Regions from separate parts of the Homo sapiens genome. Here region 2 is linked to region 1. The links are chromatin loops, found by intact Hi-C in ENCODE. Cell type or tissue: ascending aorta. All regions are shown on one strand. Links, peaks and the distances in the headings refer to the core of each region. The heading gives the core; the rest is flanking DNA. Region 1 holds the start of GOLPH3L (golgi phosphoprotein 3 like). Region 2 holds the start of ARNT (aryl hydrocarbon receptor nuclear translocator).

Region 1 (15,106 bases), core at 5,920-9,919:
TATCCACAAATTAAATAGATGAGAAATGAAAAGACCACTAGGAGTCAAAAGCAGTAATTGGCTTACTCCCCTTACAGGTAACTTAAGAAACGATTCTAATAAATGAAAAGTTTTATACATTAGCAAGTCAATTAAAACACTGTTCATGAGTTAATAATCTATATCAAAACTCTTACCAAAGGCAATAATAACAAATAAGCAGATTCCTGATTTCAACAGGAGATAAACCTATTTTATTTTGGTCAGGCTTGTGCTCAATGTTTACTTTCTCAGTTGAGGTCAGTGTTATTGAACTGAGATAGTATCTAATTTTAACTGTGCTTGAAAGGTTATACTCTTCAAATTATATTTAAATTTCTTGATTGTTTTCATAAGACAATGATACTTAATATTTAATTTAATTAGTTTATATTTTTTGAGGCAGTCTTACTCTGTCACCCAGGCTAGAGTGCAGTAGTGTGACCTTGGCTCATTGCAGCCTCTGCCTCTTGGGTTCAAGAGATTCTCCCATCAGCATAGCTAGGATTACAGGTGCATGCCACCACACCCAGCTAATTTTTTTTTTCCTTTAGTAGAGATGGGGTTTCACCATGTTGGCCAGGCTGGTCTCGAACTCCTGGCCTCAAGTGATTTGCCCGCCTCAAACCTCCCAAAGTGCTGGGATTATAGATGTGAGCCACTGCGTCTGGCCAGATGCTTAATATTTTAAAACCAGTCTGTGGTAGTTACCCCTCAGAAGAATTTTTTTTTTTCTTTTAAGACAGGGTCTCACTCTGTCACCCAGGTTGGAGTACAGTGGCACAAACACAGCTCACTCCAGCCTTGAACTCCTGGGCTCAAGCAATCCTCTCGCCTCAATCTCCCAAGTAGCTGAAACTGCAGGTATGTGACACCATGCCAGGCTAATTTTTATATTTTTTGTAGAGATGAGGTCTCACTATGTTGCCCAGGTTGGTCTAGAATTCCTGGCCTCAGGCAATCCTTCTGTCTCCCAAAGTGCTGGGATTACAGACAGGAGCCACCGTGCCTGCTTGAAAGACACATAGTTTCTAAAAAAATGATAATACTGGGTTCTAAACAGAGGATCTTAGGGAACTCTCCAGTAAAAGTTTGGGAGTTTGGGACACAAAATTTAACATTTAGGATTTTTTCCTTTTTTGACTTGTCACAAATCCCAAACCATGTAAAAACAAGCAATTATATACACATTAAAACATACTCACAAAGAACATAAAAATGTTATTAAGCCCTTAATTTGGACACAAAAATGAAATGGGCTTTGCTGTTTTCATTAGGCTGATTCTCTTTTCCCTAAAGGAAAGAGTCTAAAAGTCTCTGCCTGGTAACAAAATCTATAATCTGGTCCAAATCGAATTTACTGATTTTGAATCCCATTGTTCTCCACCTACTTCAGTCATACTGGCCTACTCACAGTTATCTCCCAAACTCATCAAGCTCATGATACCTTTGCTCACTCAGGTTCCCTCATCCAGAACGTGTTTCCTTTTCTCCATTCATGTTAATCCTCCCATTTTTAAAGGCATGGCTTGTTTTACTGCCTTTTTCTATTCTTCCCCGGATTACTCTATCTCATGATGGTTTCTCCTCTCTCTAACTCCCTTGGCTCATTCTAACATGCAAAAACTTGCTTTTTATTGTTGTTTACTTTAAAAAAAATATTTTGCATTGTGAAATATAATGTACACACAGAAGAATAAACAAAACAAAGTAAAAAGCTTAATTATTCCAAAGTGAAGATCTATGGCCCAGGTGCAGTGGCTCACGCTTGTAATCCCAGCACTTTGGGAGGCCAAGGCAGGTGGATCACTTGAGATCAGGAGTTCAAGACTAGCCTGGCTAACATGCTGAAAACCCTTCCCTACTAAGAATACAAAAATTAGCCAGGAGGGACAGAGCAAGACTCCGTATCAAAAATAAATAAATAAATAAAAAAGGCCGGGAGCAGTAGTTTACGCCTGTAATCCCAGCACTTTGGGAGGCCACACCTATAATCCCAGCACTTTGGGAGGCCAAGTTGGGTGGGTCGCCTGAGAGGTCAGGAGTTCAAGACCAGCCTGACCAATATGGTGAAACCCCATCTCTACTAAAAATACAAAAATTAGCCAGGCATGGTGGCGGGTGCCTGTAATCCCAGCTACTCAGGAGATTGAGACAGGAGAATTGCTTGAACTCGGGAGGCGCAGGTTGCAGTGAGCCAAGATGGTGCCACTATACTCCAACCTGGGTGACAGAGCAAGACTCTGTCTTAAAAACAAAAACAAAAACAAAAACAAAACTATGAAACTTCCTCTAGGTCCAGAAACAGAAAATTGTTACTATCTAGAAATCCTCTCCATTTTCCTTCCTAATTACTAACACCCTTTTCCTTCCCCTATCCCTTACAAAAAGATAATCACTATTCTAAAAACTATAGTAATTCCTGGCTTGATTTTGTTTATAATTGTACCACCTAAATATGCAACCTCAAATACAATAGTTTTTTGAGTTTCATATAAATGGAATCATACAGTATGTATATTTTTGTGTTTGGCTTTTTTTATTGAACATAATGTGAGAAATATACATGTTGTATAACAATGTTCATTTTCATTCTGTATAGAAAACATATTTATACTCATTTAAACAAATGGATGACTCTTTTTTTTTTTTGATGATTCATTTTTATCCATTCTGCTGTTGATGGACCTTCGGGTTACTTAACTTTTAAAAAGTATGTATCTTTTTGTCTCTCCAGCTAGAATGCAAGTTTCTTGAAGGCAGGGACCATATACTATACTATTTTATATTTACCTTAGTATTAATATTTAGCATAATCCTAAGCACATAATGGGTGTCCTCAATCACATTAAATATTGATTAAATGAATCTATTGATAGTTTGAGAGATAAGAAAAAAATAAGTACAGTTGGGAATCAATTTAATATTTTTAGAGATAGTTATGTAACTGGCCTTTTGTAACTACTACTATTTAAATAAATCACAAAGTTTGACCTCTTCTATTCATTTACACCTAAGGATTTATTGTCTTTTATTCTTCCTGAGCCAAATGAAAGCTAAATATTTGTTAACTATCCTCAAAAATAAAATTAGAGCAATTCAAAAGGTGGTTAATTGTTATGTGCTATTATTTATTATTTTTTGAGGCCTTGCTCTGTTGTTCAGGCTGGAGTGCAGTGACACAATCCTGGTTCACTGAAGCCTCGACCTCCGAGGCTTAAGCCATCCTCTTGACTCAGCCTCCTGAGTAGCTAGGACTACAGGCATGTGCCACCATGTCCAGCTAATTTTTTTGTTTTAAATTTTTTGTAGAGATGGTGTCTCACCATGTTGCCCAGGCTGGTCTTGAACTCCTGGGCCCAAGCAATCCTCTTACCTTGGCCTCCCAAGTGTTAGGATTACAGGAATTAGCCATTGCATCCAGCCATCTGCTTATTTTGTACAGTATCTCACCAATATGTTAAGTACTCACCATGGCCATAGCTCTTAATGAGCTGCTTTATTTTTTATTCTATTTCCTAAAATTTATATTAACCATTATAAACACATGAAGACAAGCCCAAAAGCAAAAATTCCAGTGCATAAGGTCAGCAGGAAATTAATCATTCCTATTCAAAGCTAAAACAAACCAAATAGCTTTTAGTTCTATATCCTCTTTTTATACAGTCAGTGACTGTTTCCTAGGTAATGTGTAAACGTCTCAAAAGAGTATTTATATCACCTAATCTTCAGTCCTATTCTGACATTCTCTTGGAGAGCTGGTTTTGCCTTTTCGTTTATTTGCCTTTTATAAAACTGAAGGCTCATCAACTTCTCAGCAAACAGGAAAATATATTTCCGGGCAAGAATTTCTGATATACCTACATCTTGGCCAGGTACACATAAGCATGTCTCTAATATTAGTTTTAACAATACACAGACTATAACTGGTCTGTAAATTTTGTTCAAGTTGGTAATTTAACAAGAAAAAAAGTAAAAAGGAAAATAGTAAATAAATGAAAGGCAAAATCTAAACAACAATGGTATTTCCAAGTCGAAGAATTATGTAGAAAAGAAGAGCTGTTACTACTTGTATGCAGCCAATTCACTTCTAGCTAAGGATAATTATCAAAGCCAAATTTAGTACTTTTAAAATCTAAAATAACATTCTAATTTTGTATGTTTTCAAAACTGAGGCCAGTAATAAATATACCTCTTTCTTTTCTTGCAGGCGGTGGGCGAGGGGGGGCGGTTATTTAAGGCTTTCCTGGAAAGAAAGCAGATTGTTTAAAATGTTACCTTCGTAACTTCTTCATGAGGGAATAGTGTGATGAGAAAACACAGCAAAAAGTTACAAATGAAGGATGATGATGTATACTAGTAGAGAAGCCAGGGAAATTTCTGGTTATATCACAAGACTCAGGACCTTAAGACTAACTGTACTATAAAATAAATGTTCCATTAAATAAGGAGACATTTAGGGAAAAAAGAGAAAAGCTAAAATTATTTTTAAAAATTTTCAAAAATTAAAATAATCCTCAATTGTTTATGTATGTGTGTGTGTGTGTGTGTGTGTATATATATATATATATATATATATATATTTTTTTTTTTTTTTTTTTTTTTTTTTTTTGAGGCAGGGTCTCACTCTGTCATCCAGGCTGGAGTGCAGTGGTGCAATCTTGGCTCATTGCAACCTCCGCCTCCCAGGTTCAAGTGATTCTCCTGCCTCAGCCTCCCGAGTACCTGGGATTACAGGCACCCGCCGCCACACATGGCTAATTTTTTATTTTTAGTAGAGACGGGGTTTCACCATGTTGGCCAGGCTAGTCTTGAACTCCTGGCCTCAAGTGATTCACTCACCTCGGCTCCCCAAAGTGCTGGGATTACAGGCGTGAGCCACCGCGTAATCCAACTGTTGATATTTGCCTTATAAAGATGCACAGAGGAAAATAAAAAATTATTTCTGCTATAAGAAACCTACCAATTGTTTATTTCTGTAAGGCAACTAATCACACATGTTCCTTGTCTTTTCATGTAAAAGACTATTTCTCCTCAAAGCTGAAGAAGACTTCAGTGTGTGGGCCCTTGTTCTTACTTTAATAAACGGTATTATTTCGCCTTTAATCTAACTTGGGAAACTACAAGTACAAAACTTTATACTATATCCTCCTCTCCTGTATCTTCTAAAATTTTGGAGTAATTTTGTAATTAAATACACTTCACGTAATTCTACTTCTGGATTTTTACCCTCCAAGTATCGGTCACTGTCCCAACTCCTCCATCTTCCAGATGGTTAGAGCACAATTCTAAGACCAATTTATTATTAAATATATTCCATTAGGTTACTTCCTAAAACATTCCAATATTTAATAGTCTTTGAGATAGCCTAGCAAACCTAACTGCATTACCTCTTTATCTTTTAGTCCCAGAAGCAATACTTCTTCCATAAGAGTAAGGCGGATATCCTTAGAGTCTCCAGAATCTTCATTGTCTGGACTTTTCTCCCAATTACTGTCTTCCTCACTTTCCATCTTCTTTTCAGAGTTCTTGCTTATTTCAGTGCGACGGGCCCGGTGAGTTAAAGTGGTCATTCTCACCTGTTTCTGGAGGGAGTGGTGAAAAAAAAAATCCATATGTATGCTTATGTAAATAAATCATATATTCATACATGCATACTAAACATCCATACAAATAGGAAATATTTACAGATTTAAATATAGAAAGAAAGGAAGGAGTAATGACCAGAAAAAAATGGGTGGGTAATACAGTATCTTTTCCAAAGTACAATAGCTTGGACTTCACAGATGGCACTGACAAAAGATCAAATGAGTAATTCTAAAGTCCAGTAGAAATGCTCATCTTTCAAGCCTGTTGACTTCTTTTTTTCTTTTTCTTCTTCTTTTCTTGAGAGGGAGTCTTGCTCTGTTGCCCAGGCTGGGAGTGCAGTGGTGCGATGTTGGCTCACTGCAACCTCCGCTTCCCAGGTTCAAGTGATTCTTGTGCCTCAGCCTCCTGAGTAGTTGGGATTACAGGTGTGCGCCACCATGTCTGGCTAATTTTTGTATTTTTAGTAGAGATGGGGTTTCACCATGTTGGCCAGGCTGGTCTTGAACTCCTGACCTCAAGTGATCTGCCTGCCTGGGCCTCCCAAAGTGCTAGGATTACAGGCATGAGCCACCAGGCCCGGCCAAACCTGCTGATTTTTTCTGCATAATCTATAAAGAAGGAGTGAATATCCACCATTGTCACTCCTCTTTCACAAAATGGATCCCAAGTTAAGTAAGATGGAACAACAAAAAATTGTGAGCATCCAGCCCCAAAATGCATATAATAATTTGTATCTAATTTCTATAAACGTTCCATGGTACTACATTATAAAAAAACACAAAAAATAGAAAGTAAAAAAGAATACGAAAAACTAAATAGAAATACATGTTCTATATTTCCTTCCCATACCCTAATGACTCATTTCATGTACTCACTTTGGAGATCACAAGTCTAGACGATAACATTCAGAAAATCATGTGTAGTAATTCCACAGTCAGTAAACTTAGCAGCTCTAGTCCTAGCTAGCCATATCTTGCAAATACACAAGGAGCTGCAAACAAAAATTACTGGCAAGAGAGTGTTGAAAGATTAACAAATTTTCTCAATTTAAAAAAAAAAGTCAAAGAACATGTCTTTTATTCTATGTACTACGGTCAAAAGAAACTGCACTAAATCATTTGTGATAAAGTTTATAGTTAGCATACTTTATTTTATATAAATCTAGATATCAGTTTTTAAGATAATATATAACAAATATTTTAAATCAGCAATTATATAAAGGAGTATCTTTTTCAAGATCAAAATAATGGTATTTAAGAGTTGCTATGACTGGACTCGTTTCTACTCCTCTAGCAATATTTCCCATTGCTCCTAATAAGTAGTGTTGCCAGACTTTTTCTCAAAAATGTCTCATGCTTTCTTTCTGCTTCTGCTCCTCTGTACTTGCTGGGGTCTTCACCCTTTTCTCTTCCTCTTTACATTCTACCCATTCTTTAAAGGCCTTGTGAAGGCCTTTAAGTGACCTCCTCTTTTCTATTACCTATGTGTCTCATGGCCACTCCCTCAGCTGTTTCACAGAGCTTTATTTATACTCACTTCCTTTAAAGTATTTATTATAGTCTTTCTCTTGGTATAGCTGTCTCTCAACTGTAAACTTCTTAAGAACAGGGATATTGTCTTCTTGGGTTTATATATTCTCCATAGCAACTAGCACTGTCTTTAACATTGTTATTGCTCGATAAATTTATATTGATTAAAATGAATACTCAGAAGTGCATGTGAACATTTAAAATAGAAATACAAATGAAGTGAGCTACAAAAGTTTTTTTGTACAAGGGTATATTTCAAATATAATTTGTTATGGGAGGTGGGAAGAAAAGTGAAGGAGGAAGAGAACCATGAAATAAATTCTTAAGCGCACTAAGCCTATCTGGCACTGTGAATAGGGACTATTTCCTAAACCAATCCAAGAAACTTTAAACCTTCGCGGGGCAGGGGGGGAGGGGGAGAGGGGGCGGTTTCTTTGAGAAATTAGTTTCATCTGCACATTTACTAGTTAAAAATCCTACTTGAAAGAAAACAAATGGCCCAAATGAATACAAACCTTTCCCTCCCATAAAATAATAATTTTAAAAAATAGAGGTTTTTTTTGGTGGGGGGAAGGGACGTTAGGAAATGTAATTTTCTCGTTGCTTACCTGATGTTACTCCTGGGTTATGGCTGGACGCAGGCTGTAGCTTGTGCTGTATTTTAGAAGGACACCTGTTCTCCCCACCCCACCCCCGTCCTAGTAGGTGAAAAACTTAGCCACGCAGAGAGCACAAACTTCCTGATCCTTCGATGCAGAGAAGGAATAACACATCAGCTTCCTCAGGATCACTAGGCAACCTACCTTGGTGTTTCTTCATTGCGCCAATCAGAAATCACCAAGGTTGAGTCCCGCCAATCGGAGCTCACAGGGGGAGGCTCTCCCCCAGCTATTCTGTTGCGATCCAGACAAACACCACCAAAAGGAGGCAGGTTTGCGTTCAACCTGACAGCTGGTCAATCCAATGAAGGAACCTTGGTGGAAGAGAGGAAAGAGGGCTGCGCTCCCCACCCCCATTAAACCAGCCAATCAAAGCGCTGAGTGAGCTAACATGGGCTGCCAATCTCGAAAGGTTTCTGTGGGTTAATTTCAGCGTAGCAGGTGTGTTGCTGTAGTAGCGTATACTGGGACAATTAAGTGAGATGTGTTGGGATCCAAGCAATACAGCTAAAAATAAATAAATATTTTTACATTGGTTGTTTCTGACAGTCAGTTTATCCTTGACTTGACTGTTCCAGAAAAACATGATCTGGGTCAGTTTGTGTACGTTTATATGGTTTACCTTAAACAGGATGAATACATTTCTACCATCGCATATGTACCAGCATTCCCTATAGCGCTTATTACTGACAAACCCATGGATGTGTATGTTTTTGGAATATGGCTGCTGAAACTACAAGCGGCAAACAGACCAAGTTTTAAGTCTTCCTTTTTCTAAAGCAAAGAAAGCAGGCAAGGCTGGAACTAGCTCCCAGGTTTCTCATTAAAAGCACAGCATTTTTCATACTACCACTCAAAAATTCTAGAAAGTGTGCTCAACTCTTCTTGCAAAGTAATAGCTACCGAAATCATCTAAAAATTAGTATTCCCTATCCCCCCATCCTCCTACCAGCCTTTCAAATGAATGAAGCCATATTTCCTGCTACTTAAATAAAAATTAGAAGCGATAAAAGGGCCTACGTACTGAACAATATTTTATTTATGCTGCAAAAAATGCCATACTTTAAAAATCAGTCTTTTTGTCCTGTAAAAAAAAGCATAGTAAAGGTAAAGCACCAATTCTTAAATTGTACATTATATATTAAAATGTTAATACATTATGTCAAAATATTGAAGAACATTGTTTTAATAACAGCACAATGACAAAAGAGCCAGTTAAATGGTATAATTTTAACATAAGTAAAAAGTGAATCCATACCAAATTTTAATACCAAAGTAAACATTACTGTTTAGAAAAATGGCATTAGAGGGCCTTAACAGTTAGTATATATTTAAAGGAAATATTAAGTAGGTAATGAACAAAATCAATTTTGAAATTTTACTTATTACCGAATCAATTATGACATTTGTACTTTTGCTTTTATTCAAAAGTTCTATTGGATTTATCTCAAGATTAAGGACCACAATATGACAGTCAGCCAAAAACTTAGTTTTAGTGTACAAACTGCTTTAAACTACATATACATCTTCAGAGTTAGGGAAATATAATATAGGGTCCTTCAGTTTAAATGGTGAGAAGAACTCTGCAAGCCTGCAGAACAAAAATAATTTTTATATATGTTCCTTTGGTTCACTAAACTTTCTCCTTTTTGGCACTGACTCTTGACTAGAAGAATCAAAGTGATGGAGGACCTGTCAAAAGAAAACAACTACTAAGAATAGATACTTTCCTGTTTAAATGTCTTTAATTGTAGATTTTTTCATGTATCTGAGATTTCTCTTCTTTTTAAAAAAATTTATGCCTAGCATACCTAGCATAACTATATCTGGGTTTCTTAAAAGTAGAGTAAAATTTATTATTAACATCTTCCAATGGCTGCTGAAAGTATGTACTTGCAAAATGTATAATCTTCAGTAGGGCTGCTCTAGAAGTGAGAAGATAGATTTAACATTATGTCCTCAAAATAGCCAAATATTTCAGAGCAATAAGAAGGGAAAAAAGATTTTAAAATGAACTACAAATAGAAAAACATTCTACCTTGGAATCATGTACGATTTAAATCATGTCTTGCTTTTGTACTCTTGAGACGTTAACATTTGAGTTTTAAAAATAGTCTTAGGTTTTCAGTTGTTTAATTCTAACCTACTAATAATACTAAAATATCTAGTTGGAAAAATATGAATAATTATCTCAGAAATGGCAAATACATTATCTGATTTGGTAAAATAAGGTTCTAAATATGAAACAACTATAGGGTTTAAGTCAGGAAAATATTTTTTTCTCCAGAGGTACTAGGAGGAGACCCTATATTTTTAGGGAACACATGTATTTAGTAAATTATCCTCCTTCTACTTCAGTTTTGATCTCTAGAAAGCTCAGATCAAATTTGTGGCCCAATTTCAGTTCTATATAAACAAAATGGCCTTAGTATTCTTGTACTGTCACTTTCTCATTCTATATTCTCTTATATTTTTCCTGGCACTGATTTTTTTTTTTTTTAAAGACGGAGTCTTGGTCTGTCGCCAGGCTGTAGTACAGTGGCGCGATCTTGGCTCACTGCAACCTCCACCTCCCAGGTTCAAGCGATTCTCCTGCCTCACCCTCCCGAGTAGCTGGGACTACAGGCGTGCGCCACCACGCCCAGCTATTTTTTTTTTTTTTTGTATTTTTGGTAGAGACAGGGTTTCACCATGTTGGCCAGGAGGGTCTCGATCTCTTGACCTCGTGATCCACCTGCCTCAGTCTCCCAAAGTGCTGGGATTACAGGCATGAGCCACTGCACCCAGCTGATTTTTAATTTATATATTATAAATTCCTCCAATTACTTTAAATCATTCATGGAATGAGACAGGAGATGTTTACATGGAAAAAACTAATAAACCAACATAGGGCATCTTATTTCAAAATCACCTCGATTTTTAGAACAAAATATATTTAAACAAAATTTGAATATCAGAACTCTCAGGTACATCGAAAGATATCAAATTCATCATTTTAAATTTAATCTGTAGTAATGATATTCTGATCCTTCCCATTGTATTCAAACTATACATTATCATAAGACTTACTATTCTCCCAGATTCATGTTGACTTCTCTTCCGATTTTCTTTGGAAGATTTTACTGGTTGATTTCCATTTGCCTCCACAAAGATAGAATAATTACTAATTGGTTATTTCTCAAAGAACAGCCAACACTTGATTTTTCAATCTTATGCAACGATATGCAATATTTATTTATTTATTTACTTTTTAGGGACAGGGTCTCCCTCTGTCACCCAGGCTGGAATGCAGTGGCACCATCATGGCTCACTGCAGCCTGAAACTTCTGGCCTCAAGGGATCCTCCTGCCTCAGCCTGCCAAAGTGCTGGGATTACAGGAATGAGCTACAGTGCCCAGCTGGATATACAATTTTTTTAAAAAACAGCTTTATTGAGATATAATTTAGATACTATATGATTCACCCATTTATAAGTGTACAATTCAATGATTTTCAGTACCTTCACAGAGTTGTACAACCATCACTACAATCAATTTTACATCACTTTCATCACCCCACAAACAAACCCCATATACCTTAGCTATCACTCTCTTATTCTGCCATCCTCCCACCAGCCTTAAGACTGTCTCAATAACTTTCCCAGTTCTGACTTTCAAATGAAAGGAATAATACAATATGTGGACTTTTGTGAGTAACTTCCTTTAATTAGCATGTTTTCAAGGTTCATCTAAGTTGTAGCATGTATTGGCACTTCATTTTTTTTATGGCTGATATTCAATTGTATGAATATACCACATTTTTTAATCCATTCATCTGTTGATGTATATTTAGGTTTTTCCCATCTTTCGGCTATTGTGAATAATGCTGTATATATAGTTATTAAAATGAATATTGGAAAATGACTAATGATTAGGTGTCATACAACTATTCTCTAAAAGGATATACTTCTTTTCTGATGCTTGAAATGAGCTTTCCAATGATAACTTCCTTAGTATATATAATAATGAATATTTTCATTTCTTGCCCTTTTCTAACCACAATTCAGTAATAATTCTCAAAATCAGGAGTACACTTGCTCAGAGTTCATATCCAAAAACATGTGCAATTTCAGAAATAAATTTATGTCCCTAAATCATCTTAATGTTACATTACAAGGAGATCTTGCTTAATAATTTTTAAAATGCTGGTCTCTATCCCTATATCCTAGTAAAGGTTATTCATCCTACATATAAACTGGCTAGGATGAACATTTTGCTTCTAGAAGTAGTAAATCTTGACATTCCTTTATCTCTTGCTTTCATGAGATACTCATTTGAATGCTGCCTTCTGCCAGTTCTAACTTCCCATTGAGAATAGGGGTGGGGGAAGACACTTAAAAATGGCACTATAATGAGTAGTGTTCCAATAAATGTTTAATAACCAGCTCTAGGAGAGAAACAAACCTTGAGGCATTTGCTGATTTCTGTGCTGTGAATACTACCAACATGTCCAATTTAAGCTACCAACATGATATCTCTGAGTGGGGAGTTGGGAATAAATGTTCTAGCACACCACTAACAGAGTGAGCTATTTATTTCCTAAACTTTAGATATTTTATATATTTTACAGAATGCTTTTTCTTCACCCCAATGAACCTTTGAGAGTAACTTAAAGGTCTAAAATCAAATATGAATTTTGATTTAGTATAATTCATACCAAAAGCTAAAATAAAGCAGTGATTTTTTTCCCTTAAGAATATGAGATTCATTTTATACAAGATATATACAAAAGATTATTTTGTAATGTCTTATTAACAAGATACTCAATTTATAAGACTGAGCATGGTGCTCACTTCAGCAGCACATATGCTAAAATTAGAACGATATAGAGAAGATTAGCATGTCCCTTGCACAAGGATGACATGCAAATTCATGAAGCATTCCATATTTTTCAGAGTGAACAGAGAACCTACAGAATGGGAGAAAATTTCTGCAATCTATCCATCTGACAAAGGTCTAATATCCAGAATCTATAAGAAACTTAAACAAATTTACAAGAAAAAATAAACAACCCCATTAAAAAGTGGGTAAAGGACATGAACAGACACTTCTCAAAAGAAGACATTCATGTGGCCAACAAACATATGAAAAACACTCAACATCACTGATCATTAGAGAAATGCAAATCAAAACCACAATGAGATACCATCTCATGCCAGTCAGAATGGTGATTATTAAAAGTTAAGAAACAACAGATGCTGACGAGGCTATGGAGAAATAGGAACACTTTTACACTGTTGGTTGGAATGTAAATTAGTTCAACCATTGTGGAAGACAGTGTGGTGATTCTTCAAAGATCTAGAACCAGAAATACCATTTGTCCCAGTAATCCCATTACTAGGTATATACCCAGAGGAATATAAATCATTCTATTACAAAGATACATGCACCTGTATGTTCACTGCACCACTATTCACAATAGCAAAGACAGAATCAACCCACATGCCCATCAGTGATAGACTGGATAAAGAAAATAAGCAGCCATAAAAAGAAATGAAATCATGTCCTTTGCAGGGACATGGATGGAGCTGGAAGCCATTATCCTCAGCAAACTAACACAGGAACAGAAAACCAAACACCACATGTTCTCACTTATAAGTGGTAGATAAACAATGAGAACACATGGACACAAAGAGGGGAACAATACACACTGGGGCCTGTCAGGGGGTTGGAGGGAGGGAGAGCATTAGGATAAATAGCTAATGCATGTGGGGCTTAATACCTAGGTAATAGATTGATAGGTGCAGCAAATCACTATGGCACACGTTTACCTATGTAACAAACCTGCACGTCCTGCACATGTATCTTGGAACTTAAATTAAATGAAATTTAAAAAGAAAAAAAGATCAAGCATGGGAACATTCTGGCATTCTAGGAAATTTCTCTGGGAGTCTGGATGATAGTATCACTTCTTCCCAAAACCTTTCCCGGATCCCTCTCTTTAATATACCTTCAGTAAAATTAACCATTCCTTTCTTTGTGCCTATGTAGCCTATTCAGACTTCTATAATGGCTCTGTATCATTGCTTGTTTATTTCCAGTTACTAAACTTCAGCTAAGACCATGAAGTATGTGTTATTCAGGTTATATCCTAAGCACCTAGTAAAGTACCTGACACATAATAGGTACTTAGTAAATACTGGTTTAATAAACGAAATATTAAAATAAACTCACATATGGGGGAGAATTACAAGGTTACAATGGAAAACAAACCTAAAGAGATATTTACCATTTTATTCTGAAAGACTTTTCCACTTCTTGTTTTGCTTTCAGACATATCAAGTTCAGATGTTTTATTGACTAACTGCTCAACCTAAAAAAGAAAATAATTACAAAAAATATAACTTAGTATAATAAAACCTTTTCATAACACAATAAATGGGGTCCAAAAATTTAACCACATAAAATTTAGGGTCTTGTCAAGTTAAAACCAATAATTTTGAGTTGGTTCATACTGTTCAAAAAGCACAAAAGTAAAGATAGTGAAACTGACACTTTACATAATTGGCCAACCACTGAACTGAGAAAGTACCAAATGATCACCAGGCACCACCCTTCCAGAAGACAAGAAATTTAGTCTACTTATTTGAGAAATGGGCTGGGCAGAGGAAGACAGACAATCAATCATCAATCATATTTTTTCCAAGTTCATATTACCTAAATCTCTTATTTCAGGATTTTACTGTATTTGAAAAGCAGAATAAAACATGTATGCTCCAAGGCAACACAAATGTATTATATATTCCACTTATAAATACAAAGCAGGGTGGAATAAATAACTGCATAAGATTCTATCTAGCTCTGAAATTCTCAGATTCTACCAATAGTATTTAGGTTTATTACTAAACAAATCCACCAGTAATATACTCAAAATTCATCAACATATAATTTCCAGATTTAGTTAATAACAAGCATTCTAAATATTGAATTTTATTCTAAAAGACCTGGAATAAGAAAATCTGAAAAATAAAAAATTAGCGCATAAGCAACTGTCCTGTGAACAAAACAAAAGTGAGATGAAACTATCAAGTTTATACCTGAGAATGAGAAATAGAAAGATCTGGACTTTCTTTAGACCTCATAATTTCATCTTCCTCACAAACTAAACTTGGTTCTGTAAAAAAAAAAAAAAAAAGTTACCCGGGTATAAAATTGAGTTGGAAGTGAGTTAATGTACATTTTCATTAACTTCTTACCTTCAAGTTCAGAAGATGCAGGGTTTTTTTCCTGTTCTTCCATTTTAGTTTCAATGTCCAAATCATCCTACATAATT
Region 2 (15,106 bases), core at 3,971-7,970, 180 kb after region 1:
AGACCAGCCGGGGCAATATAGTGAGACCCGGTCACTATCTAAAATAATAAAAACTTTAAAACAAGAAAATACATTGACGAAATTATGAAAAGTGACATAAATTTGAAGAGTTTATGTGAAAAGTTGGAGACAGTTGCTACAGACTAGACATAAAGATTAGCAACAAAATAGGAAAGTGCAGCCTGGCATATAGAAGGAACTTAATTATCCACTCCTTTCCCTGGGTTTGTCTCCTTAAGTGTAAAATGATAGGTGTTGTCATATTTCCAACCTGAAGATTCACTGATGTCTACTTACTAAAGTCATTATGGCATATTAGGCAGTCGTGGTTTTTTTTTTTTTTTTTTTTTTTTTAGACGGAGTCTCACTCTGTCGCCCAGGCTAGAGTGCAGTGGTACGATCTCAGCTCACTGCAACCACCACCTTCCAGGTTCAAGCGATTCTCCCGCCTCAGCCTCCCGAGTAGCTGGGATTACAGGCACCTGCCACCATGCCTGGCTAATTTTTGTATTTTTAGTAGAGACAGGGTTTCTCCATGTTGGCCAGGCTGGTCTTGAACTCCTGACCTCAGGTGATCTGCCCACTTCGGCCTCCCAAAATGCTAGGATTACAGGCATGAGCCACCATGCCCGGCCAAGGCAGCATTCTTAAAAACAGATGGCGGCGGAGCATGGCGGCTCACGCCTGTAATCCCAGCACTTTGGGAGGCCAAGGTGGGCGGATCACCTGAGGTGAGGAGTTCAAGACCAGCCTGGCCAACATGGAGAAACCCTGTCTCTATTAAAAATAAAAAATTAGCCGGCGTGATGGCAGGTGCCTGTAATCCCAGCTACTCGGGAGGCTGAGGCGGGAGAATAGCTTGAACCCAGGAGGCGGAGGTTGCAGTGAGCCAAGATCACGCCATTGCACTCCAGCCTGGGCGACACAGTAAGACCCTGTCTCAAAAAAAAAAAAAAAAAAAAAAAAAGGCCTTTGCAATATAATAAAATACTATCTCTTTTTTTGTTGGGGGACAGGGTCTCACTCCAACACCCAGGCTGGAGTACAGTGGCATGATCACAGCTCACTGCAGCTTCAACTTTCCAGGCTCAGGTGATACTCCCATCTCAGCCTCCCAAGTAGCTGGGACTATAGAAGTGCACCACAGTGCCCGGAAAATTTTTTGTATTTTTTGTAGTAAAGGGGTTTCGTCACGTTGTCCGGGCTGGTCTCAAATTCCTGGGCTCAAGCAATCGGCCTGCCTCGGCCTCCCAAAGGGATTAGAGGCACGAGCCACCACACCTGGCCATAAAAGAATATCTTGACATCTTAACTTTACATTGCATGAATTCCTATTTTCCCATATCTGAAAAAGGTAAATAAAGGTAACAGGTAAGAATTGTGTTAATTGACGCAGTTAAAACTAAGTTATATAGGTGAAAATTAGCTAAAAAAAATTTTCTTCCTAAATGACAGCCTTACAAACCCAAACGGTATTACCCTTTTCCTTCTACATTCTTCATCCACAGTAACTTGTACATAATAGCACAAAAAGAATTCTCTGCTAATGAGAATACCAGAATCAAGAGAGATAAAAACCTACACTTACTACAAACTCATTCAACATCTCTAGTTTGAATTTGGAATTGTAAATCAAATACCTAATCTCCTCCCAACTGTTCCCTCAGCCAATGCATTACAAATGACACATTCAATTTAAAAAGTGTTCCACCTTGGCTGGGCATGGTGGTCATGCCTATAATCCCAGCTCTTGGGGAGTGCCCAACGCAGGAAGATCACTTGAGGCCAGGAGTTAAAGACCAGCCTGGGCAACATAGCAAGACCCTGTCTCTAAAAAAAATTTAAAATTAGCCAGCCACGGTGGTGCACACCTGTGGTCCCACCTACTCAGGAGGCTGAAGTGGGAGGATCACATGCTCCCAGAAGGTCAAGGCTGCAGTGAGCCATGATTGTGTCACTGCACTCCAGCCTCAGTGACAGAGCAAGACCCTCTCCTATGGGGAAAAAAAATGTGTTCCTCAAAACTTGTCTAGTCCGGGCCGGGCACGGTGACTCAAGCCTGTAATCCCAGCACTTTGGGAGGCCGAGGCAGGCGGATCACAAGGTCAGGAGATCGAGACCACCCTGGCTAACAGGGTGAAACCCTGTCTCTACTAAAAATACAAAAAAAAAAATTAGCCGGGCGTGGTGGCGGGTACCTGTAGTCCCAGCTACTCGGGAGGCTGAGGCAGGAGAATGGCGTGAACCTGGGAGGCGGAGCTTGCAGTGAGCCAAGATAGCACCACTGCACTCCAGCCTGGGCGACAGAGTGAGACTCTGTCTCAAAACAAACAAACAAACAAAAAAAAAACAAAACAAAACTTGTCTAGTCCATAGATAAGAAACAGCCTAAAGTTTCATGGACCACCTACCCACCGAGTTCTACTTGCCAGTGATAAGTAGAACTAGTGAAAAATGATAGAATATGAAGAATTATCAATTCGAGAAAAAAAATCATCACAGAACTATTACTTCAACACAACTCTTAGAGAGTACCAACCATATTTTACTCTTCTTCTAATGCAGCACCACAGTGAAAAATGCAGAAGAACGTGGTCCCCTTGAAAAACACTGCAGGGCCACCAGCACAATTAACATGTTCAAGCACTATTACTAACCCTAAGGATTAACTTGGCCGGGTCAGTGGCTCACACCTATAATCCCAGCAGTTTAGGAGGCTAAGGTGGGAGGATTGCTTGAGGACAGGAGTTCAAGATCAGCCTGGGCAACATAGCAAGATCCCATTTCTACAAAAAGTTAAAAAATGTATCCAGGTGTGGTGGTGTGTGTCTGTAGACCCAGATACTCAGGAGGCTGAGGTGGGAAGATCACTTGAGCTCAGGAGTTCAAGGCTACAGTGAGCTGTGATTACACCATTGCACTACAGTCTGGGAGACAGAGCAAGAACCTGTCTGAAAAATAAAAATAAGTATTATTTTTAAAAAGGATTAACTGAAGTGAAGGTTAAAGAGTGAAATATTTTTTAAAATCTTGACAAAACTAACAAGAATTGTAAAAAAAAAAAAAAAAAAAAAAAAATTAGTACTCCAGCAAAAATACAAAGTAGAAAAAACTCAAAGAAATAGGCATGGTGTCCCTAGTCCTTAAAATGGCTCTAAGGAAAGAAGGTATGACAGTGTAGCAAAGAATTCTGACCTGAAAACATTTACTTTCACTAAGCACAGTACATTTCCACCTATGTCCCTCCATTCATTAATCTCATTTCCCAAAAAGCAACAGGCTACTGAAAAAATCCACAATGTATCTCTGATCTCTTCCTCATGATATACAAGAGCAAAGGGAGAAAAGAAAAAAGAAAATATATCTTCTGATTTGATTGAACTGAACATGGGATCAATAAGTCAGAAGAGATGGAATAATTTTTCAACATCAAAAAAGAAATCTGGTCAAAGTGTCTCACATCTGTATTCCCAACTTGGAGAGACTGAGGCAAGGCTTGCTTGAGACCAGGAGATCAAGATCAGCATGGGCAACATAGCAAGGCATCTGTCTCTACAAAAAAATTTAAAAATTAACCGCGCATGGTGGCAAGGCACCTGTAGTCCCAGCTATTCGGGAGGCTGATCGTGAGAGGATCACTTGAGCCCCTGAGGTGGAGGCTGCCGTGAGCAGTGATCTTGCCACTGCACTCCAGACTGGGCGACAGAGCAAGGAGCAAGACCCTGTAGCAAAAGAAAAAGAGGGGAGAGGGGACAGGAGAGAGGGGAGAGGAGAAAGGAAAACAAAGAAAAAGAAAAAGGAAATCTAAAAATTGCAGAAGCAAGCAGCCAAAGCATAGTAAACAAAGCTGTTTCATTAACAAGGATTCTGCACACACACATACACACTAACATATGCTATTTTCTGCTAAGATTTAAGCTGATATTGATCAGCTTATGAAAATATGGTCAAGAGGCTGTCATTCTGGTTGCTGTTGTTCAAAAAACAAAACAAAATAAAGCAACCCCACCCACACAGCTGGAAAAAAGCTTCTGACATATGAACTAAAACTTGTTTACCCAGGCCACTTCTTAATAAGAGAAATGCTTTGCAATTTAACTAGGGTTATATAAGTATTTTGCAATGTGTGATCAGTTAAAAATCTTGTTTATTTATTCCATAGTTCACAGATAGGTTATATTACTACAAGGTCAGGTTTGACATAACGGCATTTTTCCTGTTTTATAGTTTTATTCTATCACTCAGCACTTCCTGCAATGTAATTTTTGCGATTAATTTTACCTCCCTTTCCTTCAAAAAAAATTTAAAAGATTAAAAAAAAATGACGTGACAAATTAACCATTTCTTAAAATAGCTATTCCCAGAAACACGGTAGAAAAGAAATTTCAGTGATTCAACTGTCCTATCAAAATCTGGATATTGCAAAATCATACTGCCTTTCAGTAACATGAAAAAAAATCTAATTTAAATTTCAACGTGGGGATGGGGGTAATCACTCCTACTGTTTTATTTTCAAGAAATTCTCCGCCCCACGCAACACACACACATATCTCAAGGCCCTTTTTAAGGCTATCAAATATATTGGTTTTTGGAAAAGGATAGACTTTATTTGGCAAGAATAACCAAGGTCTCCAAGATAAACTAGACCCCTAAAATGAAATGCCTTCTAAAGAGGAATAACTGTAACATAGAGGAAAGAGGGCTGGGACTAGTAATTTGAAGATCTGATCTCTCTAGAACTGCACTACACCCTACTCCATCTCTTAGACAAAACAGACCAAACCTTTTTGATATTTGATTATTTTTTGAAATTGAGAAATGGTGTGGAATCAAACTTTTCTGAAAGAGTTTGGAAATTGCCTCGACGTAGGCCTAACAAGATTTAAACCTGGGGCTGTGGAACTAAAGACCTGTCCGGAACCATAACCATTACACAAACCCCTGCCCTCAGCAGGCAAAGACCTACAGGCCCTCTTAACACAAGATCTAAGTTTCAAAGTATAGTCCGGGGACGGAGACGGGGACGGGGGTTGCGGGTGGGAGGTAACAGCCTAAAGAAACGTCGTATATATCAAAGAATGTCCATTTTTTATTTTTTAAATTAAAATCTAAACCTTTAAATGTTTGGAAGCAACGCCTCAACTAAAGAGCAGTGTGGTCCAGGGTTTATGAATCCAAACTACTCTTAAAGTAAACCGAGACACTCTGCCTACAGTTTTCGGCATCAAGCGGCTCCAGCGGGCAGAGGGTTAAAAGAGGACCACATCACAGACCAGACGCCGACCGAGGAGTGAGGGCGGGCCAGCCCCGCACTGGCTGCCGCTCCAACGGAGGTCAGGACAGGGAGCCCCCCTCAACTCCCACCTGCCCCCTCGCTCCCTTGGGTATACTCGAGTCTACCCAAGTCCCCGGGATCGGGCCCCTCCCCAGGTCACCGCTCCCCCACCGTCTCTCGCGGCCCCCGCCCCGCCCCGGCGCCTTCAGCTCCAGCTGCGTCCCCTCAGCCCTGGGTCTCCTTAGTTGTCAGCCCCTTCGGCCCCTCCCCTTTAGAGGCGCCCCAGTCCTCCGTCTCCTCACCGGGGTTGGCAGTAGTCGCCGCCATGGCCGCAGATGCCACCGCCGCCGCGCCACCCCCCCCCCCAGTGGGAGGAGCCGCCGCCACCGAACCGGGAGGGAGGGGAAAAGAAAGGCCACTCCCCAGAAGCGGCGCCTGACCGCCGCCTCCGCTACCGCGGAATCCAAGATGGCGGCTTCAGCAGCCCCCAGCATCCCAGCCCCTGCGGCGGGGAGACCCCGCCTATATAGTAGGCGGAGTCAACACACGGCCAGCCTCCTAAGAAAAATTGACCAATGAAAATGCCAAATCGTCCAAGGGCAGGGCTACTCACTGCGCCAGCCAGTCCAGTGAAGGGAGGGCGAGGAAGAAGTCCAGCTGTCTCCCTAATCTCGCCCTCCTTGCGTAAGAGGTCAATGACCGAGTAACGTCATTGAAATGCAATTAAAATGGGTATTTTAGGCTGGGCGCGGTGGCTCGCGTCTGTAATCCCAGCACTTTGGGAGGCCGAGGCGGCCGGATCACCTGTGGCCAGGGGTTCGAAACCAGCCTGGCCAACATGGCGAAACCCCGTCTCTACTAAAAATACAAAATTAGCCGGGCGTGGTGGCGCATGCCTGTAATCCCAGCTTCTTGGGAGGCTGAGGCAGGAGAATCGCTTGAACCTGGGAGGCAGAGGTTGCAGTGAGCCGAGATAGCGCCACTGCACGCCAGTCTGGGCAACAAGAGCGAAACTCCGTCTCAAAAAAAAAAAAAAGGATATTTTACTAAAAACCTTCGCTTGGTGGTGGATTCGTCTGAGTGGTTGCCGTGCAGACAATGTATCTTGTAAATCCTCTTTAGGTGCTAAAGAGCACCTAAACATCACATGGTGATTTGTAATCCTTTCCAGTTTTTTTCCTCTTTTAAGGACTTTTGTCCCTGGTGAAAAAGTTAAATGACTAACTTTTGAATGCCTGCTATGGAACCGGTAGTCTAAAAGGATCCAGGTGTTAACGGTTTGGTATGGGAGATATTGCCAGCCAAAATTGGAGGCAATAGATGAAGAAAGTAATTTGAGAATGGGTAACTTCTTTGGTCAGTGACAGGGACAGAGTGAGGAGTTTTGTTTGTCTGTTTTTGAGACAGAGTCTCTCTCTGTCGCCCAGGCTGGAGTGCAGTGGCGCAATCTCGGCTCACTGCAACCTCCACCTCCCCGGTTCAAGCAATTCCCCTGCCTCAGTCTCCTGAGTAGCTGGGATTACAGGCGCACGCCACACGCCTGGCTAATGTTTTTTGTATTTTTAGTAGAGATGGAGTTTCACGACGTTGGCCAGGCTGGTCTCGAACTCCTGACATCAGGCAATCTGCCCGCCTCGGTCTCACAAACTGTTGGGATTACAGGCGTGAGCCACCACACCTGGCCAGTGAGGAGTTTTTAATAGGGAATCAATAAGATGATGGCTGTGCAGATTTATTTTCTTTTTTCTTTATTTTTTTCTGAGACGGAGTCTTGCTCCATCACCCAGGCTGGAGTGCAGTGGTGCGATCTTGGCTCACTGCAACCTCTCCCTCCCGGGTTCAAGCAGTTATCCTGCCTCAGCCTCCTGAGTAGCTGGGATTACAGGCGCGCACCACCACGCCCGGCTAATTTTTGTTTCCTGGTAATAGGAAGCATTGAGCTATTCGAGGTAGGCACTGTCCAAAATGCTTTATATGTATTTACTCATTTAATCCTCACAACAACGATGAGGTAGGTTCTACTGCTATTTCCATTTTGCAATTAAGGAAACAGAAACAAAGAGGGTAAGCAAGGGACATCCAGCAGGTAAGTAATGTGGGAGGCAAACTAAAGGAGTCTGACACTGGAAACCTGTTCCACCCATCCCCCTATTTTAGCACTACAATTTTAGCACTACAAAGTACTTCCATTTTCATGTATCGCTCACAAAATGTTTAATACAAATTTAATTAAAATTTTAACAAAAATCCCATTATGCTATTGAACAGCTTTGCATTCTTAGAAGTTGTATATGTACTGCGCAGATTACATTGATCCACTTATTTAGTTTACTGCAAAGGTATTTTAACATAATTTACATATTATTGTTTACATCTGTTAAAATTTCATTTTTCTTTCATTTTGTTGTTATATTTATAAGTCACCAAAAAGAAAAAAATCATCCACCCAAAAGAAATACATTGGCTGGGCTGGGCGGGGTGGCTGTAATCCCAGCACTTTGGGAGGCCAAGGAGGGCGGATCACAAAGTCAGGTGTTCGAGACCAGCCTGGCCAACATGGTGAAACCCCATCTTTACTAAAAATACAAAAATTAGCCGGGCATGGTGCCGCGTGCCTGTAATCCCAGCTACTCCGGTGGCTGAGGCAGGAGAATCGCTTGAACCTGGGAGGCAGAGGTTGCAGTGAACCGAGGTGCCCCTGCACTCCAGCCTGGGCGACAGAGCAAGACTCCATCTCAAAAAAAAAAAAAAAAAAATGCTGTAGCTTCTTTACCAAGTAAAATGGATTTTTCCAGAATAAATGCAAAATGTTTTCCTGTATGATGTGGATACATTTTGTGGTTAAAAGAGATCAAGTTACATTTCTGTAGAAAAAAATTGGTAGAAATCATTTTGTTATAGAGCTGCTTACACAACTAGCTACAAAGTTAATAACATATTCTGTTTGGAGACAGTGCAACAAAGCTGGCTGGGTGCAGTGGCTCACGCCTGTAATTCCAGCACTTTGGGAGGTCAAGGCAGGAGGATCATCTGAGATCAGAAGTTCAAGACCAGCCTGGCCAATATGGTGAAACCCCATCTCTACTAAAAATACAAAAATGAGCTGGGCGTGTTGGCACACGCCTGTAGTCCTAGCTACTCAGGAGGCTGAGGCAGGAGAGTCGCTTGAACCTGGAAGGTGGAGGTTGCAGTGAGCTGGGATCGATTGGGCCACTGCACTCCAGCCTGGGTGACAGAGCGAGACTCAATCTAAAAAAAAAAAAAAAAAAAAAAAAGTGTAACAAAGCTATTGGCAGAATTCTTTGTCAAATATCACATGGAGTCATGATACACAACATGAAATGGCAATATCTGCCCTGTACCTGCTACCAGATGTTTGTTTTAAGCGTAGAAACCACTGATATACACAATATGAATCCGCTTACAGCATATAGGCAATACATAAGGAGAAATGCCCAGAAACTTCCTGTCTGGTTTATCATTAAAAATTCAAGATACAAAAGAAAACATTTTTCATTTAGATAAGAATTATTTTGTGAGGTATGAGTCAGTCTGAAAAAGATATCTTGGGATCAAAACTGATGGAGTTACAGGCCAGGCATGGTGGCTCACGGCTGTAATCCCAGCACTTTGGGAGGCCAAGACAGGCGGATCACTTGGACCCAGGAGTTTGAGACCAGCCTGGTCAACATGGCGAAACCCCATCTCTACTAAAAATACGAAAATTAGTCTGGCATGGTGACACATGCCTGTAATCCCAGCTACTCGGGAGGCTGAAGCACGAGAATCACTTGAACCTGGGAGGCGGAGGTTGCAGTGAGCCGAGATCATGCCACTGCGCTCCAGCCTTGGTAACAGAGCAAGACTCTGTCGCAAAAAAAACACAAACAAACAAACAAACAAAAAAACACTGATGGAGTTATAACTTTGGATGCAGAAAGAACACTGTTCCTACAAAAAAGATGTCAGTCCACTTTCCTTTTTATTTCCTTTTTTTTTTTAGACAGAATCTCACTCTGTTGCTCAGGCTGGAGTGCAGTGCCATGATGGCTCACTGCAACCTCTGCCTCCCAAGTTCAAGCTATTCTCCTGCCTCTGCCTCCTCAGTAGCTGGAATTACAGGCGCCCGTCACCACTGCCCCGCTAATTTTTTTGTGCTTTTATTAGAGATGAGGTTTCACCATGTTGCCCAGGCTGGTCTCCAACTCCTGAGCTCAGACAATCCACCCACCTCGGCCTTCCAAAGTGCTGGGATTACAGGCATGAGCCGCCATGCCCAGCCCACTTTCCATTTTATTCAGAAAACAGTTCATAGCCAAAATATATTTCTCCCAGCCAGGCTCAATGGTGCATGCCTGTAGTCCTAGCTAATCTAGAGGCTGAGGAGGGACGATCACTTGAGCCCAGGAGTTTGAGGCCAACCTGGGAAACATAGCAAGGCCTCATTTCTAAAAAAAAAATTTCTCCTGATTTTGATTCGACATTGAACAAATTAGCACAAACCATAAATGTAGTAAAATATCATCCAGTGAGCACAATCTTTGAGAAGAAACAGATAAATTGGTGCTTTCTCCACAGTTAAGTATGGAGGCCAGTAAGGGGGGGAAATGCTGTCAGTTTTTAATAAGGATTGAAGTGAAAATCTCTTCTTTATGATATAGATAATACTAACATAAACCATTTTTATTATTTTAAGTAGGATTTAAGTAGGTTTCTCAAATGGTTCATCTGAGCAATATTTTCATTAACATGAACATATTACTTTAACTTCTAAATGTCATGGTTTGGAGTTTTGTTTTTGTTTTAGAGATAGAGTCTCACTCTTTCACCCAGGCTAGAGTGCAGTGGCACCATCATTGCTCACTGGAACCTCGAACTCCTGGCCTTAAGCCATTCTCCCACCTCAGCCTCCCAAAGCACAGGGATTATAGCCATAAGCCACCACACTCAGCCTGTTTTTGCTTTTTAGTTCATGCCTTTTATTAACCCATCTCGTCTTCTGGTTTGTTGAAACAGTAAGTCAGACAACATTTGCCACAATAATGTCTTTCAAAGTGGCTGGCCATAAAAACTCCAGCACCACACTCACCTGAAGGGCACTCACAACAAAGGCAACTAGTTTTGCCATTCTTGTCCACCTTGTAATATTTTAGGACCGTTAGCTTAACCTTCTTTCTCTTATGCGTATTCTTCTTGGGAGTGGTGTAATACTTCTTCCTTGGCACCACCACAAAGTCTCAGCACAATAAGAAGAGTGGACTCCTTTTGAATGCTGTCATCAAAGTACATCCATCTTCCAATTGCTTACCAGCAAAGATCACTCTGCTGATGAGTAGGAATTCCTTTCTTATCCTGCCAGGACTTTACATTTTGTATTGTATTAGAGAGTTCAACCAATGAACCCCAACAAATAAGAGAGTGATGTCTTCCCCATTACAAAAATCTGCATCTTGGTAGCAGTTCTCCTGCAGATGGTGGATCACAAAGCAAACATTTTTAATGTTAAGAACAAAGTATCAGGATTTTGTAAGAAAAGCAGACTATGATGCAAATGCCTTGACTGCCAAGAGTATTTTATTTCCCAACACATGATAATTTTCTTTCTTCATCAGAGGAAAAAAATGAATGACACATTATTGAACATATTCTAAACCACATCCAAATGTTGCAACCAAATGGGGGTAAATGCTTCCCAGAGCTGAATGCAGCCAATGCAACTGAATACAACTCCTGCCCTCTCTCAAGTTGAAGCATTTGACTTTTGAGGTTACTCTTTGCTCTTCTGCTTAGAATCTGACAAACCACTGAATGCTTTCACTAGAAATTCTCCAATAGATCCTTGTAAGCTCCAACTATTCAGAATTATCTGGTAGCCATCAAACATTTCTTGCCATATCTGACAAACTCACTGTAAATACAGATTTTCTAATTTTAGTAGAAATAAAAATTAACAGATCAGATCAGGATGCCAGTTGGCAAATTTTAAAAAATTAAGAAATCTGTTGACTGTGAAGCCTGATCTACATGTTTTTATACACATTTTCAGCTTATCAATATTTAACCATTACTAATACTATTACTATTATGTTTATATTAATTTGTAAATTAATAGAAAATTACAGTTTTTTTCTGTTAACTCTTATGGTAAACTGGTTTTTTTAATTATTTAGAATGGTAGTTTTTAAATTGTTTTTTGTTTTTGTTTGTTTTTTAAGACCAGTCAAGTGAAGGAACAAAGAAATCTGTAACTGATTGGGATCAATTAGTTGTAAACACCAAGGCACTCAGACCAGCCTCCAAAGTTTTATTAAGTGTCTCTGGGTATGGTTGCCAGATTTAGCAAATAAAAATAAAGCTAAGCCAGTTTGATCTGAATGCTGGATAAACAACAAATAATTTTTTTTTTTAAATGGAGTTTTGCTTTTTTTGCCCAGACTGGAGTGCAATGGCATGATCTTGGCTCACTGCAACCTCCGCCTCCCTGGTTCAAGCGATTCTCCTGCCTCAGCCACCCGAGTAGCTGGGATTACAGGCACCCGCCACCACGCCCAACTAATTATTGTATTTTTAGTAGAGACGGGGTTTCACAGAGGCTGGTCTCAAACTCCTGACCTCAGGTGATCCACCCACCTCGGCCTCCCAAAGTGCTGGGATTACAGGCGTGAGCCACGACGCCCAGCCTACGAGCACATCTAAGGAATGGAAACCAGATTGCAAGTGGGTGAGAAGTGAGTAGAAACTAAGTAGACACAGTTAGTTAGCACAGATTATTTTTTCAAGAAACATGACAAAGAAGAGAAAAATAATCAAATGGTAGCTGCGGTAGGGGTTAGGCTAGGGGTGGAAATAGTAAAATATTTCTATAGACTGAGCTTGTGGAAAGGAGCAAACTAAAAATGCAAGAAACATCCAGGTGTGGTGGCTCATGCCTATAATCCCAGCACTTTGGGAGGCCAAGGTGGGTGAATCACCTGTGGTCAGGAGTTCGAAACTAGCCTGGCCAACATGGCAAAACCTCATCTCTACTAAAAATACAAAAACTAGCTAGGCGTGGTGTTACACACCTGTAATCCCGCCTACTCGGGAAGCTGAGGCATGAGAATCACTTGAGCCTGGGAGCTGGAAGTTGCAGTGAGCCCAGATCGCACCACTGCACTCCAGCCTGAGTGACAGAGTAAGACTCTGTCTCAAAAAACAAAAAAATAAAAAAATGCAAGAAATATATATGCCTGAGAAAACAAGACTGGTTCTAGGGGAGAGAAGGAGACAGGGTTAGGGCAGCATGTGAAAGTGTTCTCAGAAAACCAAGATACCCTTTTTCTAAAAATGTGTAGACATTTTGAAGTGGAGGAAAGGGAACTCATGTGTGATGACTTTGAGTCTCAAAGAAAAGTAACAGGTGAAACTTCTGCTGGGAATAAGAGGTAGAAATGAGGGTGGGTGTAGCTGCACAGCTGTAAGCAATTGGTTGGGAAGTCAACTAGGTATGAACAAAACGACTGTGAATAATCTGCCACAGGAGTAGAAAAAGGAAACAAAAAAAGATCACCAAATGCTCTGGGGAGCTAGACAAAGTTAGAAAGCATAAATTTTCATGAAACTATGGAGCATTGTAATTTCTGTCAATACTCAGAAACCTGAGGAAAGAAAGTGAACAGTTTACCCACAATTGGAGAGATGATGAACTGATCAGTATCTTGAAGATGGAAGATTCTAGAATTGCAGAAGACCCTAGTTTAAAAATATCTGAAAGGGGATGAGACTGGTCTGGGAAGCAAATGAAGCCAGAAGTTATTGGACTGAGAAGAGAGGTTTAATTCTGGAAGCTGATGTTGATAGCAAATTCAAAAGTGAGAGAGTTGGAGTCAGAGGATAGGCACTGGGAACCACATGTATCACAAAAAAGTTATTAATAAGTAAAAAATGTGTAAAAATGTATCTGTGTGTACTTATGTTTGTAGATAGATATACATTTTCAAATCAATAAGTAAAAGGTTAATAGCTCAGTCAAAAGGGAAAAGGATAGGTAAGGTGAAGATAGGTTTGTATGTATCTGCAAAATATGTAAATCAATAGAGATTCAAATACTGTAGTAATTAGAGAAATGCAATCTTTAAAAAACTGAGATATTGGGCCAGGCGCAGTGGCTCACACCTGTAATCCCAGCACTTTGGGAGGCCGAGGCGGGCAGATCATGAGGTCAGGAGTTCGAGAAAAGCCTGACCAACATGGTGAAACCTCGTCTCTACTAAAAATACAAAAATTAGCCGGGCATGGTGGCGTGCGCCTGTAATCCCAGTTACTCAGGAAGCTGAGGCAGGAGAATCACTTGAACCCCAGAGGCGGAGGTTGCAGTGAGCCGAGATCACACCACTGCACTCCAGGCTGGGCGACAGAGCAAGACGCTGTGTCAAAAAATCAAAAACAAAACAAAACAAAACAAAAAAGATATTGTGGGGTTTTTTTGTTTTTGTTTTTGTTTTTGTTTTTCTTGAGATGGAGTCTCAATTTCTTGTTCTGTTGCCCAGGCTGGAGTGCAGTGGCTCGATCTCAGCTCACCGCAACCTCACCCTCCTGGGTTCAAGCAATTCTCCTTCCTCAGCAACCCAAGTAGCTGGGATTACAGGCGCACACCACCATGTCCGGCTAATTTTTTGTATTTTTAGTAGAGACAGGGTTTCACCATGTTGGTCAGGTTGGTCTCGAACTCCTGACCTCAGGTAATCCACCCGCCTCGGCCTCCCAAAGTGCTAGGATTACAGGCGTTAGCCACCGTTCCCAGCCTAAAAACTGAGATATTGTTTTTAACCAATTAGCTCAACAAATATTTCAGAGACTCTGAGTAACTTACATTGGTGAAGCTATGAAAAAAAAGAAAAGGCACTTTCATGCCTATTTGATTGGAGTGTAAATTACTATAACCGTTTAGTGTGTAATTTGGTAATATCTATTAAAATTCCAAATGTGCATATCCTACAACCTAGCATGTATATTTTTAATATTTGGAGGAATTTATTCCACAAAAACATTTCCACAAGTGCCCAGAGAAATATATATACAAGGCTGTCACTCCAGCCTGGGTGACAGAGTGAGACTCTATCTCAAAAAAAAAAAAAAAAAAAAAAAAAAAAAATATATATATATATATATATATATGTATGTATATATATGTATGTGTATATATATGTATGTATGTATATATGTGTATGTATATATACACACACAAACACGGATATTTATTGCAATGTTGCTATAAGAAATTTGAAACAATACAAAAGCCCACCAACAGAGAAAATGGACTACTTGAGTACTCAGCAGCCATTAAAAAGAATAAAGCAGATTTTTTTTTTTTTTTTTTGATATGGAGTCTGGCTCCGTCGCCCAGGCTGGAGTGCAGTGGCACCATCTCGGCTCACTGCAACCTCTGCCTCCCAAGTAGCTGGGACCACAGGCGCACACCAACATACCTGGCCAATTTTTGTATTTTTAGTAGAGACGGGGTTTTGTAATGTTGGCCAGGCTGGTCTCTAACTCCCGACCTCAAGTGATCCACCTGCCTCAGCCTCCGAAAGTGCTGGGTTTACTGGCGTGAGCCACCATGCCTGGCCCGGTTATGACTTTTTTTTTTTTTTTTTTTTTTTTTTGTGAGATGGAGTCTGGCTCTGTCACCCAGGCGGGAATGCAGTGGCGCGATCTCGGCTCACTGCAAGCTCCGCCTCCCAGGTTCACGCCATTCTCCTGCCTCAGCCTCCCGAGTAGCTGTGACTACAGGTGCTCGCTACCACGCCCAGCTAATTTTTTGTATTTTTAGTAGAGACCGGATCTCACTGT

Evidence for each region. Peaks named below come from ENCODE experiments on the same cell type or tissue, not always from the same donor. Only the 100,000 strongest peaks of a DNase experiment are listed, where the experiment ranks them.
Region 2: a loop joins it to region 1, with 2.2 times the contacts of the local background. A loop is called at or near these places in 7 of 110 quality-filtered maps.

Annotation. Positions count from the first base shown.
Region 1 is chr1:150,689,248-150,704,353 of GRCh38, forward strand. GOLPH3L (golgi phosphoprotein 3 like) reads right to left here and starts at 7,907. Exons shown (of 5, transcript NM_018178.6): 1 at 7,745-7,907; 2 at 5,409-5,603. The coding sequence starts at 5,591. It overlaps HORMAD1 (HORMA domain containing 1), which reads right to left. Exons shown (of 15, transcript NM_032132.5): 11 at 15,030-15,096; 12 at 14,871-14,947; 13 at 14,063-14,146; 14 at 10,865-10,936; 15 at 8,813-9,487. The coding sequence ends at 9,407. It also overlaps the pseudogene RNU6-1042P. In ascending aorta, for the core only: a CTCF peak has its summit at 8,048; a DNase peak (open chromatin) is centred at 8,074; H3K4me3 peaks cover 2,292 bases; H3K27ac peaks cover 1,420 bases.
Region 2 is chr1:150,870,966-150,886,071 of GRCh38, forward strand. It overlaps ARNT (aryl hydrocarbon receptor nuclear translocator), which reads right to left and starts at 5,634. Exons shown (of 22, transcript NM_001668.4): 1 at 5,578-5,634. The coding sequence starts at 5,602. It also overlaps a transcript of LOC107985204 not described here and the pseudogene RPS27AP6. RefSeq lists enhancers at 3,198-3,699, 3,700-4,199, 13,293-13,437, 15,058-15,106, silencers at 5,260-5,689, 5,693-5,966 and a cis regulatory region at 13,365. In ascending aorta, for the core only: no CTCF peak of the experiment used is centred there; DNase peaks (open chromatin) are centred at 4,986, 5,316 and 5,876; H3K4me3 peaks cover 2,631 bases; H3K27ac peaks cover 2,577 bases.